3 separate regions of the Homo sapiens genome follow, and regions 2 and 3 are each linked to region 1. The links are chromatin contacts, found by Hi-C or POLR2A ChIA-PET in ENCODE. All regions are on one chromosome and are shown on one strand. The core of a region is the stretch at or near the end of the contact, and the rest is flanking DNA. Distances in the headings are between cores, read along the strand shown. Region 1 overlaps KLF13 (KLF transcription factor 13). Region 2 holds the start of LINC03034 (long intergenic non-protein coding RNA 3034). Region 3 has its middle 25 kb from the start of LINC03034.

Region 1 (4,321 bases), core at 729-3,228:
ATTTCAGACTTGCCCCCAGCCGTAAGGCGGGATGCAGTGCCCACAGACAAGGCTGGGTGCACACAGCCTCCCAAACAGCATCCTGCAGTCTTAAGTCTGCACACCTCCCACCAGGTGTCGGCCCCCAGCAGTGGGAAGGAGACCAGCCTTCAGGCTGCTCACCTGAAGGGAGAAGGCAAGGAGGCATGAGGGGTGCATCCAGCCTCCAGTGGGGACCCACAGGTGGCCTGGGTGCTGATGGGCCCTGGCAGAGTCTGTGTGCCCACCCATGCCGTCAGTCTCCTGAACCGCAGGAGCAAGAACTGGATTTCATGTTAGGAGATGATTTCCAACTTCAAGAAATGACCTGGAAAAGTTTTCTACTTAAACTGCCTGTTGTTGTTAAGAGCTGGCCAGCTCTGGCTTTCCAACAGCACGCACAGCCCTCGGGCCAGGCTGAGTCCTGATGTGGGGATGTGCCCACTGACTGCGGGTCACCATGACTCCATGGGGAAGGTCTCCTTGGAGAGGTCTGAGGCTCTGGTGCACGAATTAACCTGCTCCTTAGTCTTCCCTGGGAGACCTCTTGATCTCCTGTCCCCACCCATACTTCTGGTCACTTGTCAGTCTTTGTATAATGTGTTCAGTGTCCCTCCCTCTGAGACGGCAGCAGAGACAGGAGAGCCACGCATTGCAAGTGGCCCATGCCTGGTTGCTGCCCTAAATACTTGCTGTGCACAAATGGCCTGGCTGTCAGGGGTGACTTTGGCCCTGGGGGATGTTTTCCAACCCCCTGGGACAAACACCTGCCAATACTTAGCAGCTACCTCCTGCTAGCGCTGCGCACCCACACCACCCTGAGCCTGTCACTCCAGCTCCAGAGGTGGGGCTCTCCCCACACCCATACCCATCTCTGTGCAGATGCAGACATCCCAGATCCACCCCTCCAGCCTGTGTCAGGAGGGGAGTGGGCACCTAGGCTTTCCCCTCTTTGTGGCAGGACTGGAGGAGTGTCAGCAGAGTGGCCTCCTTCACCTGCCTTTTAAGCCAGGGCGTGCTCTGAAAACACGCCATGGCTGGACGTTTTCATGTGTCTGGCTGGCAAGGGCTCCAGGGGAGGTGGCAGGGGTGCCAGGAATCCCCAGCCACCCAGACATTTGCCAAGCTTGGCTCCTCAGTGCCTTGGCTGGTGGCCTTTGGGGGTGACTTCACCCTACTGTCATGGCTGGCCCATGGCGAAAGGGTTCACCTGCTGCTTAGGAGCTGAGACTGGGCTGGGCCAGGCCAGGGGCCCTGTTTCTCTTCTGGACTGTGGGGGTTTGGGCCAGTGGGGAGGGAGAGCTTCCCCAAGGGACCATTACAGAATTTGCTGTAAGAATGTGGAGAAGGAGTTCTGGTCCTTGGGTTTACAGATTTTTATTCTAAACCTAATGGAACCTTTCTTTTAACAAAATCTCCTGGAATCCAGTGCAGAAAAGAGCTGGGAGGATTGCTGGGTGGGGCAGGATGAGGGTGGGAGGGGTTTTGACTTTGTCCTGAGGCTGTGCGGGATCCTCCCTGGGTCCCCCAAGGAAGCCGCCTGAGTGGGGAGGGAGGGGCCGCAAGTAACCAGGAGCAGGCCAAGGTTCCAGGGTTCAGCCCAGGACAGCCAGTCTAGGTGCAAGCCAACCCTGGGGGCTGGCCAGGGAGTGTGAGCTGTTGCAGTTTGGGGCAGGTGCCTTCCAGGCTCTGTGGGTCAGGGTTCTCTCCTGGCCCTTCTGAGGGTGCCACCCTGGCCTCCCCGCCTTTGAGCAGGTGGGGGTTGGGTCTGGGTTCCATAGGGCTGGGCAGGAGGAGGCAGCTGTGAGATCCCAGGCAGAGCCAGGAGAGGAGCAGGACAGATGGCATGCAGGCGTGCTGCATCGGGCTGGGATTGTGGGGTGCCAGCAGACAGGGGTGGAGTGGGGACTTGGGCATTCCTCACTCATTGCCTGAGTGTCATGAGGGGCCTGGCTTTGGCTGGTGTTTCTGTCCCTTGAGGGCGTGGTGTCTGAGGGCAGGGCCTGTGGCTCCACCCTGTGTGCTGCTCTGGGGGCCTGGAGGCCTGTGCCCCCGCCTCAGCCTGCCTTTGCCCTGCTGCACCGCTGGCCTGCCTCTTTCCCATTCGGGCACCTGCCTGGAGAGCACTGGGGTGCGGGCAGATCCTGCCTTGAGTGAGCACCGCGTGCCTAGCAGCAAGCAGCAGGGGATCTCCAGGAGCGTGGCAGGGTCCCATCCTGAAACTGACAGGAAATCTGTGAGTATGAGGGTGGGACGGAGAAAGCCCGGGAGGTGTACCGTTCCTTTGGCCCCCATCCCCCTCACCAGGGGACCCTGCCCTACTCACTGTCTTCCAGTGGCCCTACATGGGCAGCATCCTGCCTGGCTGTTGTGGTTGTGAGGCCGCAGCCTGAGACTGACCACACCAGGGCTTAGTGTGCTTAGTTCTGACCCGGGTGTCTGCCCTGCCAGCCTGGTGTAAAGTCGTCAGATGCTGTGGGCCACACGAGGTCATATTTGCACCGTCAGTTTACCGGGGGCAAATGACCTTCTGGGGAGGGCTGCAACTGCTCCCCACCTCTCACCCCTGGTTGTCTCTGTTTCCCGGAGGGTTCCGTTTGTAGGCACTGATGGGGGTTCTGGTTCTAGAGGAAGAGTATCTGAGCTCAGAGGGAGTGCAGCTCCACAAGTGTGCCCCTCTGTGCCGGCATCTGGCTCAGGCATGCGTGAGCCCCTCTGTACAGATGCCTGCCTCACGCTGAGATGCCCACGGCCCAGGCATATCTCTCAGGAGCCCCCGAGAACCCTGACGGGAACCCAGAGCTGTTCCGCACAGAACACCAGGTCAATGATCTTGACTCTGTTTCTGGGAAGATTACCCATCTGTGGCTTCCAGAAAGCACCTCTTCGTTTTTCTGAAACTCACAGCCTTCTCCCCCGACCTCCTGTCCTCTGCTTTTCTCTGAGGCCAGAAGGAGAGATTTCCACACCGGCCCTTTGCCCTGGCCACAGGCCTGAGCTCCTGCATAGCAGCTGCTGTCCTTCCCCTTCTGGACTAGTCCACTCTAACCTGACCCTTTGGTAAAGAGTATGATGGACCCCCCACCGCTGTTACCAGTATTCAGCCACCCTGGAGCTGCGGCCACCCACACAGCTGTGGAAAGCCCCCAGGCCACAGCCAGGCAGGAGCTCCTCCCCGGGTTCTCTTCTTCCTCTGCAGGAGCTTCCAGGCCAGAGCCCCAAGGCCTCATGCTGCCCCCTGCCCCAGCTTTCTCAGGACATGAGGCGTCCCCTCCTTGCAGGCCCCCCAGGCTGACTTCTGTGTCACACAGCAGCCTTCACTTCCGTATCTTTCTTTCTCTTTTAAAGGCATCACCTTCAACTGGAAGAAGAAATGAAAATACCACCTGTGCCTCGAAATCTTTCAGTTTCTAGCGAGGGACATCCCAGGCACTTGGTGGTGGGGCCAGGGCTCCTGCCGGCCATAGGTGGGCTATTGGCCTGCAGGCCAGGTTCCTGCCTGCCACCACTCTGCACCCCTCTGTGCTGGCGGCATCAGGGAGGGTCTGGGGAGATGCAGACTGGACGTGTGGGTTGGGTGGGCCAGCAGGGGAGAGGGGCAGCGTAGGGTCCTGAGTCTGGGGGCAGGAGCAGACTGTGGTAGCAAGCATGGGTGAGGACCTCAGTTCCCCTACCTGCTGGCTCTCATCGGGGCTGGGACAAGGTCAGGTCTGTGACAGGGCACGACACCGAGCCCAGCAGGTAGGAGGATTTGAGGACCTGTGAAGCTAGAAGGTCAAGCAGGGAATTCAGGATTTGGACACCCTCCTGGGATCAGCAGGCGTTCCCCCCTCCATTGCTCTGCTGGTAGCACCAGCCTTCCCAGAAAAAGGCTTCTTTGGCAGGGCCTGGGAACCTCCTGGAGGGAGCTGGGTGACCAGCTTCTCTGCTGAGCCCCACTGGGACAGCACACCTCAGGAAGAGGCCGTCCTTGGTGCTCGTGGTGGGGAAGGGGAGCTGTGAACAAGGCTTCCCCCTGAGGCAGGGCTGGGGATGGGCAGTGGAGACTGGAGGCAGGGAAGAGCTACCCAGGCTTTGCCGCACGTGGGTGGCAAGCCCGCTAGAACCTGTGTGTGCTAGCGTCAAAGGGCACCCTCAGGGGGCTGGGCTGGGGAGGGGCCCCACCTTGACTGTGGTGATGAGAGAGGCAGGATGTGGGGCCCAGGAGGTGACTCTGCCTTGGAGGTGCTGCTCATGAGGGACGAGGGCATCCTATGGCAGGCCCTAAGCCAGCGGAGCCTCAGAGTAGGGGAGAGAGGCGGGG
Region 2 (4,321 bases), core at 1-2,500, 110 kb before region 1:
GACACTCTTCTTAGGAGGAGGCGGCAATTCTCACTAATAAGTGCTTTTCTTCTACCACATCATGTACATTAAGTGGTTTTTTTTTTTTGTTTTGCTTTTTTGTTTTTTTGTTTTGTTTTTGTTTTTGTTTTTTTGGATACAGAGTCTTGCTCTGTTGCCCAGGCTGGAGTGCAGCGGTGCAATCTTTGCTCACTGGACCCTCCGTCTCCCGGGTTCAAGCGATTCTCCTGCCTCAGCCTCCTGAGTAGCTGGAACTACAGGTGTGCGCCACCACACCCAGCTAATTTTTGTATATTTAGTAGAGACAGGCAGGGTTTCACCATGTTGGCCAGGCTGGTCTCGAACTCCTGACCTCAAGTGATCTGCCTGCCTCGCCCTCCTAAGTGTATATTTTTCTTTTCTTTTTTTTTTTTTTGAGACGGAGTCTCGCTCTGTCACTAGGCTGGAGTGCAGTGGTGCCATCTCAGCTCACTGCAACCTCTGCCTCCCGGGTTCAAGCGATTCTCCTTTCTCAGCCTCATGAGTAGCTGGGATTACACACGTGCGCCACCAAACCCAGCTAATTTTTGTATTTTTAGTAGAGACGGGGTTTCACCATGTTGCCCAGGATGGTCTAGATCTCTTGACCTTGTGATCCACCCACCTCGGCCTCCCAAAGTGCTGGGATTACAGGCATGAGCCACCGCGCCTGGCCGTGTATATTTTTCTAAATAGACACCTGACCATGCTTAGGTCATCCATCGAAATTCCCTAGCACTTGCTGGCTTCCCTGAATTCAACTGAATTGCGCGTGCCCACTGCTGCTGCATAACCTATGGCGGGCACAGCCATGGGATAAAGTGGGCAGTGTGCACACATTCCCCGCACAGTCTGTGGCCTGGCCAAGCCCCTGGGCATTCGAGGCTCCCGGCAAGGCTTCGTGTCCCGACAGTTTTGGGTAGGGGCACGAGGTGGGTGAGCCCGGATCCCAGCAGCAGGCATGGCTCCCTGGGTTTTCATGTCATCTGTGCCCCCTTCTACCAGGATCCTGCAGCAGCTGAAGGGAGACCCCTCTCCTTTTAAGGGTTAAACCCCCAGTGGCACAGAGCAACTTACCTGCCCTTGCATGGTGAACACTCCCATCTTTATCACATCAGTAATTCTTGCTAAAAGCAGATGTAATTTTGAAGGTGGGTAAAAGTAACTTGAAAAGTTGGTGGGCAGATGGCAGAGAGCCTGCTCATCCTTCTTTCAAACTGTCATCAGCTGCACAGGTCTCAGCTGCCATCTCATACTATTATTATTGCTATTTTGCATGTGTGCACACCTCTTTCTGTGGGTGTGGAGGGAGGGGACTGAGCAAAGCCTCAGGGAGGCCACATACGTTCTCAGCGCCATGCTTGGCTGGTGACTGGTCATGCACCATTGGCAGGGCCTGGAGCACGTGCAAGGAACAGAGTTCCCGGCTCTGCACACTCAACATGTGTGTTTCATACTGTCACCTGGCTGGCTCCTCTTTCTGGGTCTGTGTGAGCAGAACAGAACACACACTGGGGACAGAGCTTGCCCGAGGGGCTGCCCAGGTTATTTCCATCTTGGTGATGATGACACCACCCTGAGCTCATTTCTTCTTCACAGCAATCCCAGGAGATGGGAACCACTGTTATCCCCATTTTCTTGATAGGTAGACTGAGATGTGAGTGAGGGGAACAGATGGGACAAAGCTAGGACCCAAGGACAGGTGAAGGCAAGGAGGGACGATGCTGCTAATAATCAAGGCCATTCATTTGGTCCCACCCAGAAGCCTGGGCAAGTGGAGACAGCTGGCACTACAGAGGCCATGGGGCAGGGGCAGTGGAGGCCAAACCAGGGGGCTTGATCAGCACTCTGTCTGGGAAGCCATTGAGATCCCAGGTTCCTTCCACAGCATGCCTCAGACAAGCCTGGAAGTTTGTTCTTTGGGGAAATTGTAGAAAGGAGGCTCTAGGCTCAGGGGCTGAAGGACAGCAGAAGGCAGGGGTGGGGTTCTGGACTAAAAAGGGGTCGAGGTATAAGAAGAAAGACTTCACCTACACTGAGGAGATCCCCAAGACCCCCTCCCGACTCTACTCCCAGGAAGTTGGCAGCATGACCTACAAGTACCAGGCAGGACATATGTTCCTAGAGAGGAGACCTAAACATGTTTGCAGGTAAGGGTTGCCCAACAAAGAATCTGCTATAGCCACCAGTCTATAACCATCCCCTGCCAGCAAGAAGTCTTCAGTGAGCTCTTCAGGGCTGTGCCCTTGGAGATGAACCAACTGCCCACGGTCACTGAACACAGGAGTGAAGCAGCCAACATGGAGCACAACCAGCAACACATAGGGAAGAGGCACTCAGAGGAAGCAGAGGGAAGGGGCAGAGCAAAGCTCAACATGAAGCCCCTGTCAGTCACATTCTTGGGAGCTGATAGAGGAGATTGCATCCAGGAAACAAGAATGGCATTCTAGGCTGGGTGTGGTGGCTCACACCTGTAATCCCAACACTTTGGGAGGCTGAGGCGGGCAGATCACCAGAGGTCAGGAGTTCGAGACCAGCCTGGCCAACATGGTGAAACCCTGTCTCTACTTAAAATACAAAAATTAGCTGGGCATGGTGGCGCATGCCTGTAGTCCAGCTACTCGGGAGGCTGAGACAGGAGAATCACTTGAACCCAGGAGGTGGAGGTTGCAGTGAGCTGAGATCACGCCACTGCACTCCAAACTGGGCAACAGAGCAAGACCACAGACACACACACACAAAAAAAAGATTGGCATTCTAGGAGAAAGGGATCATCAAAGCACAAGAAAGAGGACATTTAATAAATAAGATAGAAGGTGGAGTCAAGAAAATTGCTAGAAAAAAGACAAAAAGATTGACAATAAGACACCAAAGACAACTAGCATGTCAATCAGATGATTTGGGGTTCCACTAATTAGAGTTACAAAAGGTGAGACCAGATACAAGGGGGAGACATTTTCAAATAAATAATACAAGAAAATTACCAAGTGAAGGATGGGAGCCTCTGAACGGAAAGAGCCTGTTAAGGACCACCATTTTAGAATTCTACACCAAGGCATGTCACCATACAATCTGAAAGCATTCAGGATGAAGAGAAAGCCTCGCAAGCTGGAGGTTGCAGGGGAGAAGAACAATACACACAAAGATTTAAGGATGAAATGTCATTAGACTTCACGATGGCAGCACTGGAAGACAGGTGACAATAGAATAATGCCTTTGAAACTTTGATGGAAAATCATTTTCCACCTAAATTTCTATATCTTTCCAAATTATTTTTCAAGTATAAAATAGTATAACTGCATTTCTAGGCATACAACATCTTTAAAACCTTTGCCTTCTGTGTATCCTTCCTCAGGAGATAGTGGAGGATGCGTCCCACCCAAACAATCAAGTAAACCAAGAGACAGGAGGACCTGGGGTGCAGGAAGCAGGACCTAGCCCAACGGGGAGACCAAGAGAGACCCCAAGGTGGCAGTTTGTAGCAACAGAACAGGAAGTCAGAGGGCCCTGGGAAGAAGGCCTCCAGGGAAGGCGGAACTGCCAGCCTATGGGATGTGTTAGAGTTTGAAGCAGTTGTTGATAGGTGTTTGGCAGAAATATGGAAGTATTTGGGGGAGAGTTAGCCTTAAGGACATTGACAACTAAGTGAATGATAGAAGGAAGCATTTTCCTCTGGGGCAGGCGGCAGGAGTGGATAATGAGAAAGGAACAAGTTCATTGCACACTATTGGGCTCTGCAATTAACACAATTTGATAGTCCTAGTAATGTAAACACTGATTATTAACCCAAAATTATGATCTAAAGATATATTGGGATGATGGGTGGGGGAGGAAAGTGGGAATACAGTGGAAAGCAAGTGTCGAATCACCACTATTGTGGTAGAAAGTCAGCAAATAATGTCAAGATATAATAAATAAAAATAGCCATATTTCCTTATGTTTTCAGAAGCAGATTTAAAGAAGAAAAGTGGTGGCCTCTGGACTCTGGAATGAGAGCGCCAGGGAGAGAATGCTGCATAATTGTTTGGACTGTATACTACATGTGTGCATCACTTTTCTAAAAATACAAAATTAATGAGGAAAGGAAGAGGCAGCCCTGCCAGTTGCTGGCTGCCATTGTGAGCTCTTTGGAGAATGGGATGCGGGTGCAGGACTGAGGGCAGTCAGCATCAGGGGGACCAGGAGACTCTGGGGAGTTTGAGTCTTTAAGAAATGGAAGACGTTTCCATCCAGTGGGCAACTAGAGGCAGACATCCTGGGTGTGAGAAGCCAGCGGGGCTTTTCTCTCTTCTGCAGGAACTCC
Region 3 (4,321 bases), core at 872-3,371, 89 kb before region 1:
ACAAAAATTAGCCAGTCATGGTGGCTCGCTTCTATAGTCCCAGCTACTCAGGAGGCTGAGGCAGGAGAATCACTTGAACCTGGGAGACAGAGGTTGCAGTGAGCCAAGATCACGGCACTGCACTCCAGCCTGGGCGACACAGCAAGACTCTGTCTCAAAAAATAAATAAATAAATAAATAAAGCATTTAATAAAATGCTATTTTGCAGGGGGATTTCTTTTGTCATTTGCCAATGAGTGTTATATATTAAATATTTTAAGCAAACATACTAACTTTAAAATTGTATAATAAAATATATATAATAAAATTATGCTAATCCAAAAACTTCTTATGCAAAGCATGAAAACTAATTCTTATAATTAATGCACAATAATATATTTAGCTATATTTTGAGTTCATTAAACAAAATGAATCATTATAGCACTTTCATACTATATGCAGAAAATTACATTTTGTGGAGAATATATGCATATGTACATCATATATACATAATATGTCTGTGTCACTGATCCTTCATTGAAATTGAATTATCTCAGGCAGAAAATTCACTATGAAGTTGGTGTCAGTGACACTACACAAACTGTGTTATGATATTTTATTTATAAACAATAAAGTTCAATAAAACAACTTAAAAAAAAAGAACATGGTAGAAGTGACTGAGTGTGACTCTGGAGACCAGGTCCTGAAAGGCACTGTGGCTTCCTCCTTGCTTGCCCTCTCTTGTCTCTCTTGCTCTGGAGGAAGCCAGCTACCATGTCTTGAGCATGCTCAATGGCCCATGGAGACCTCTAGTCAACAGCCACCTGGGTAATGCTGGAAGCAGACCTCCAGCCCCAGTCAAGCCTTCAGATGCCTGCAGCCCTGGCCAGTGTGTCTGGACTGCAACTCGATGCAATGCTGAGACTGAACTGCAGAGCTGAGTAACTCCCAAATTCCTGACCCTCAGAAACTTCATGAGATAATAAAAGTTTGTTATTTCAGCTGCAAGGCTTGGGAGTAACTGGTTACACGGCAGCAAATAGCTAATAAACCCATTCCATTTCCCGTTTTTATGATCTTCTGTCATCATGTGCTTGGCACCACTCCCACTCCACTCCAGAGAAAGTCCATGCCATGAAGAAGTGAGGATGTTTTTGGACGTTCTTTTGCACAATAGCATGGTACAACTGCTCGAGCCGTTTCTGGAATATTTTCCAAGAAACTCACCTTCTTCCAAAGGATGAAGAGATCCCAAGGCTCCTCCAGGCCACAGCCTAGAGCTATTCCTGATCTTTTTCATCCCAGAGAACACTCCAAGGCTCTAAAGTAACTACAGTGAGTCGTAAATGAAAGGGAGCCATGCCCAGGGTACTGGTGCCTCTGGCTTGTTGCCTGGGGCACAGGAGCCACCTGTGAGGAGCAACAGCAGCACCTCCAGGTTCTGAAAAAGTGGACAAAAAGGGATAAATGTGGGCCCAAGGCTAGACAGAGCAGAACAGTGGCGGCCACCATAGCAGGCTCATCTATGGGAGGAGCAGGGGCAGCCAGGAGCAGGGGCAGCCAGGAGCAGGGGCAGCCAGAAGCATCCACAGCCCTCCTGGAAGCCTCCATCTTGGGTGACAAGCTGTGCCTCATTTCTGAGAAGAAACGCATGCTGCTACTGACAGCGGTTGCCTCTGGGGCGGGGGACTGGGTGGCTGGCCGGGAAGGAAGACACATTTTTTATTCTGTGTACCTGACTTTGTCTATTGAGTGTTGTTCTATGGGCATGTGTTACCTCTTTAAAGATAGATCAATTACATATATTTAAAGTTATAACTAATCAATTACTACACTCTGCTTAGGTGTTCCTAAAAAGAAGGAGTTTGTGGTTCCATAAGTTTGGGGAACTGAGCTAATGAGCCCCCTTTATGGAGTGACACCTTAATGTCTTCAGGAGCTGAGAAATTCTGTAGTAGAGGATCATGTTTAATCTGCTTAAACCTGAATTTTCCAAGTTTGTTCTACCACATAACTATTTTTTCATAAACTCTGTATAAATAGCCCTGACTATAAATAGCTAGTTGTGTGTTTTATGCCACAAAGCTCGGGTCTGGGCCATTGACAACATAGTTCCAGTTACACACCCTTGGACACCAGGTGCAGGGCCAGAAGGAAGGACCTGAGGGAGGGCGGTGTGGTGTGGCCAGATGTCAGGACGGGAACTTGAAGCAATAGAGAAATTGAGAGTGTGGAAAGGGGATCTCCAGAGAGAAAATCCCCCAACCTACTCTATAATTTTCCCAACGGCAGGCCTGTGAGTTTTCACGCTGCCACCCAGGCTGGAGTGCAGTGGCGCAATCTATGCTCTCTGCAACCTCCACCTCCTGGGTTCAAGTGATTCTCCCCACTCAGCCTCCTGAGTAACTGGGATTACAGGCACCTGCCACCAAGCCCAGCTAATTTTTTGTGTTGTAAATACAGACAGGGTTTCACCATGTTGACCAAGCTGGTCTTGAACTCCTGACCTCAAGTGATCTGCCCGCCTCAGCCTCCCAAAGTGCTGGAATTACAGGCGTGAGCCACATTCCTTCATTCTTAATTCACAAATTCACTAAACATACACCGTGTTTATGGCCTGGGCCTAAGTGAGGTTTGTTGTCTGCCCTCAGGAAACTCACCTCTAGTGAGGAAGATGTGCAGAAAACAGCAGCAGGAGACAGTGCAGCCCCTGTGGGCTTAGGAAAGCCTCTTCCAGAAATGGCCTATGTGCCACACCCAGAGTGTGAGCTGCACTCAGCCCAGGGGAGAAGTGTGGAGGGCGTGCCAGCTGCCCTGGGGAGCCCGGGGCTTCAAGGAGCCAAGAGCAGGCAAGTGGGGCTGGAGCCTGGTTGGGGCTGTGCTGGTGGCTGCCAGGGTCGCTGCCCACACCCGCCGTCTGTGCTCTGCTCTGGGGCTCCGGGGTTTCTGCATGTGCCAGGCACCTCACCCACTGGCTTCTGGTTAGGCCCTGTGGTAGCACCTAACATAGGAGGTGTGGCAGGAGCTCCAAAGGCAGGAGGAAGAGAGGAATGTCCGTATCACAGCATGGCAGTTGTAGCAGCAGGAGCTGGATGATTAGGGACCCCAGAAGCCTGAGCACAGGCGGCACCTTTATCAGCAGTCACAGCTCTGGCAAAGAAGATGCATCCTCCTCGATACAGAACAGCAGTGCCAGCTCCTCCCACAGCCCCTGCTTCTCTACCAGGGCAGCAGCAGGTGCTGACTCTGGGCTCTAGCCCAGTGGTGCAATGGGTTGAGTGTTTGTGTCCCTCCCAGTTTCATATATTGAAATCCTAACTCCTGTGGTGATGGTGTTGGGAGGTGAAGCCTTTGCTGGGGGTGATTAGGCCCTGAGAGTGAAGCCCTCATGAAGGGGATGAGTGCCCTTATGCAAGAGGCCCAAGAGAGACCCCTTGTCCCTTCTACTATGTAAGCACGCAGCAAGAAGTCACCGACTGTGAACCAGGAAGCCCTCACCAGACACTGATTCTGCTGGTACCTTGATTTTGGGCTTCCTAGCCTCTAAAACTATGAGAAATAAATTCCTATTGTTCATAGACCACTCAGTTTATGATATTTTGTTATAGCAGCCAGAATGGACCAAGACAAAGGGTACTAGTGATTCTTATCTGTGGGTACCTCCCCTTCTTCCTCTTGTTCCCTGGCCTGCTCCTCCCTTCTACTCCTTTATCCTTCCAACACCTTTGTAATCGGTTCTCTGCATAATATGTGAAATACCTAGCATGGTTTCTGTCTCCCAGGCTGAGTCAGTACTGCTTCAGGAAACAGACCCTCCAAGCTGGGTCTTTGTGGTTGGGTTGTTGACCTGTGTGAGTATGAGAATATGAAAGCAGAGATAAACTCATTACCCATGGAAAATAGGACATTGGTGACCTGTGGCACTGCAATTACTTAGTTGTCACCTGTGGTTGCTTGGAAGGGAGCATCTACTGAAGATAAGACTTGGGGACAGCGGCCGGGCATGGTGGCTCACGCCTGTAATCCTAGCACTTTGGGAGGCCAAGGCAGGTGGATCATGAGGTCAGGAGATCGAGACCATCCTGGCTAACATGGTGAAACCCCGTCTCTATTAAAAATCCAAAAATTAGCCGGGTGTGGTGGCGGGCGCCTATAGTCCCAGCTACTCGGGAGGCTGAGACAGGAGAATGGTGTCAACCCAGGAGGCAGAGATTGCAGTGAGCCGAGATTGCACCACTGCACTCCAGCCTAGGCAACAGAGTGAGACTCCATGTCAAAAAAAAAAAAAAAAAAAAAAAGAAGACTTGGGGACAGCAAGTTGCCACCATACTTGACCCTTATG

Evidence for each region. A loop is a pair of places that touch in the nucleus more often than their neighbours do. ChIA-PET counts read pairs that join two places held with the same protein, here RNA polymerase II (POLR2A). Pooled maps may share reads with other maps.
Region 2: a loop to region 1 is called in a map of GM12878, with 4 times the contacts of the local background. The contact joins the promoter of LINC03034 here to the enhancer-like site in region 1. A Hi-C loop is called at or near these places in 5 of 168 maps with a recorded cell type or tissue (GM12878, Ramos and cardiac septum), 10 of 37 single-sample maps with no recorded cell type and 7 of 50 pooled maps. POLR2A ChIA-PET finds 5 or more read pairs at or near these places in 4 of 52 experiments (B cell, GM12878, T-cell and 1 more).
Region 3: a loop to region 1 is called in a pooled map, with 2.1 times the contacts of the local background. The contact joins two enhancer-like sites. A Hi-C loop is called at or near these places in 1 of 168 maps with a recorded cell type or tissue (Ramos), 30 of 37 single-sample maps with no recorded cell type and 11 of 50 pooled maps. POLR2A ChIA-PET finds 5 or more read pairs at or near these places in 13 of 52 experiments (B cell, CD4-positive, alpha-beta T cell, CD4-positive, alpha-beta memory T cell and 9 more).

What each region holds. Positions count from the first base shown.
Region 1 is chr15:31,343,318-31,347,638 of GRCh38, forward strand. The region is part of intron 1 of KLF13 (KLF transcription factor 13); the gene reads left to right. Among named protein-coding and RNA genes, the nearest start is that of KLF13, 19 kb to the left of the region's middle. RefSeq lists an enhancer at 1-194. Within about 2 kb of position 1,979, at least 17 of the 41 ENCODE cell types and tissues checked have a DNase peak (open chromatin) inside an H3K27ac peak, as active enhancers do; they include B cell and OCI-LY7, where a contact is called at or near this core.
Region 2 is chr15:31,229,612-31,233,932 of GRCh38, forward strand. LINC03034 (long intergenic non-protein coding RNA 3034) reads right to left here and starts at 1,251. Exons shown (of 4, transcript NR_171016.1): 1 at 1,096-1,251.
Region 3 is chr15:31,253,715-31,258,035 of GRCh38, forward strand. No RefSeq gene overlaps it. Among named protein-coding and RNA genes, the nearest start is that of LINC03034, 25 kb to the left of the region's middle. RefSeq lists an enhancer at 2,207-2,779. Within about 2 kb of position 2,122, at least 8 of the 41 ENCODE cell types and tissues checked have a DNase peak (open chromatin) inside an H3K27ac peak, as active enhancers do; they include B cell and OCI-LY7, where a contact is called at or near this core.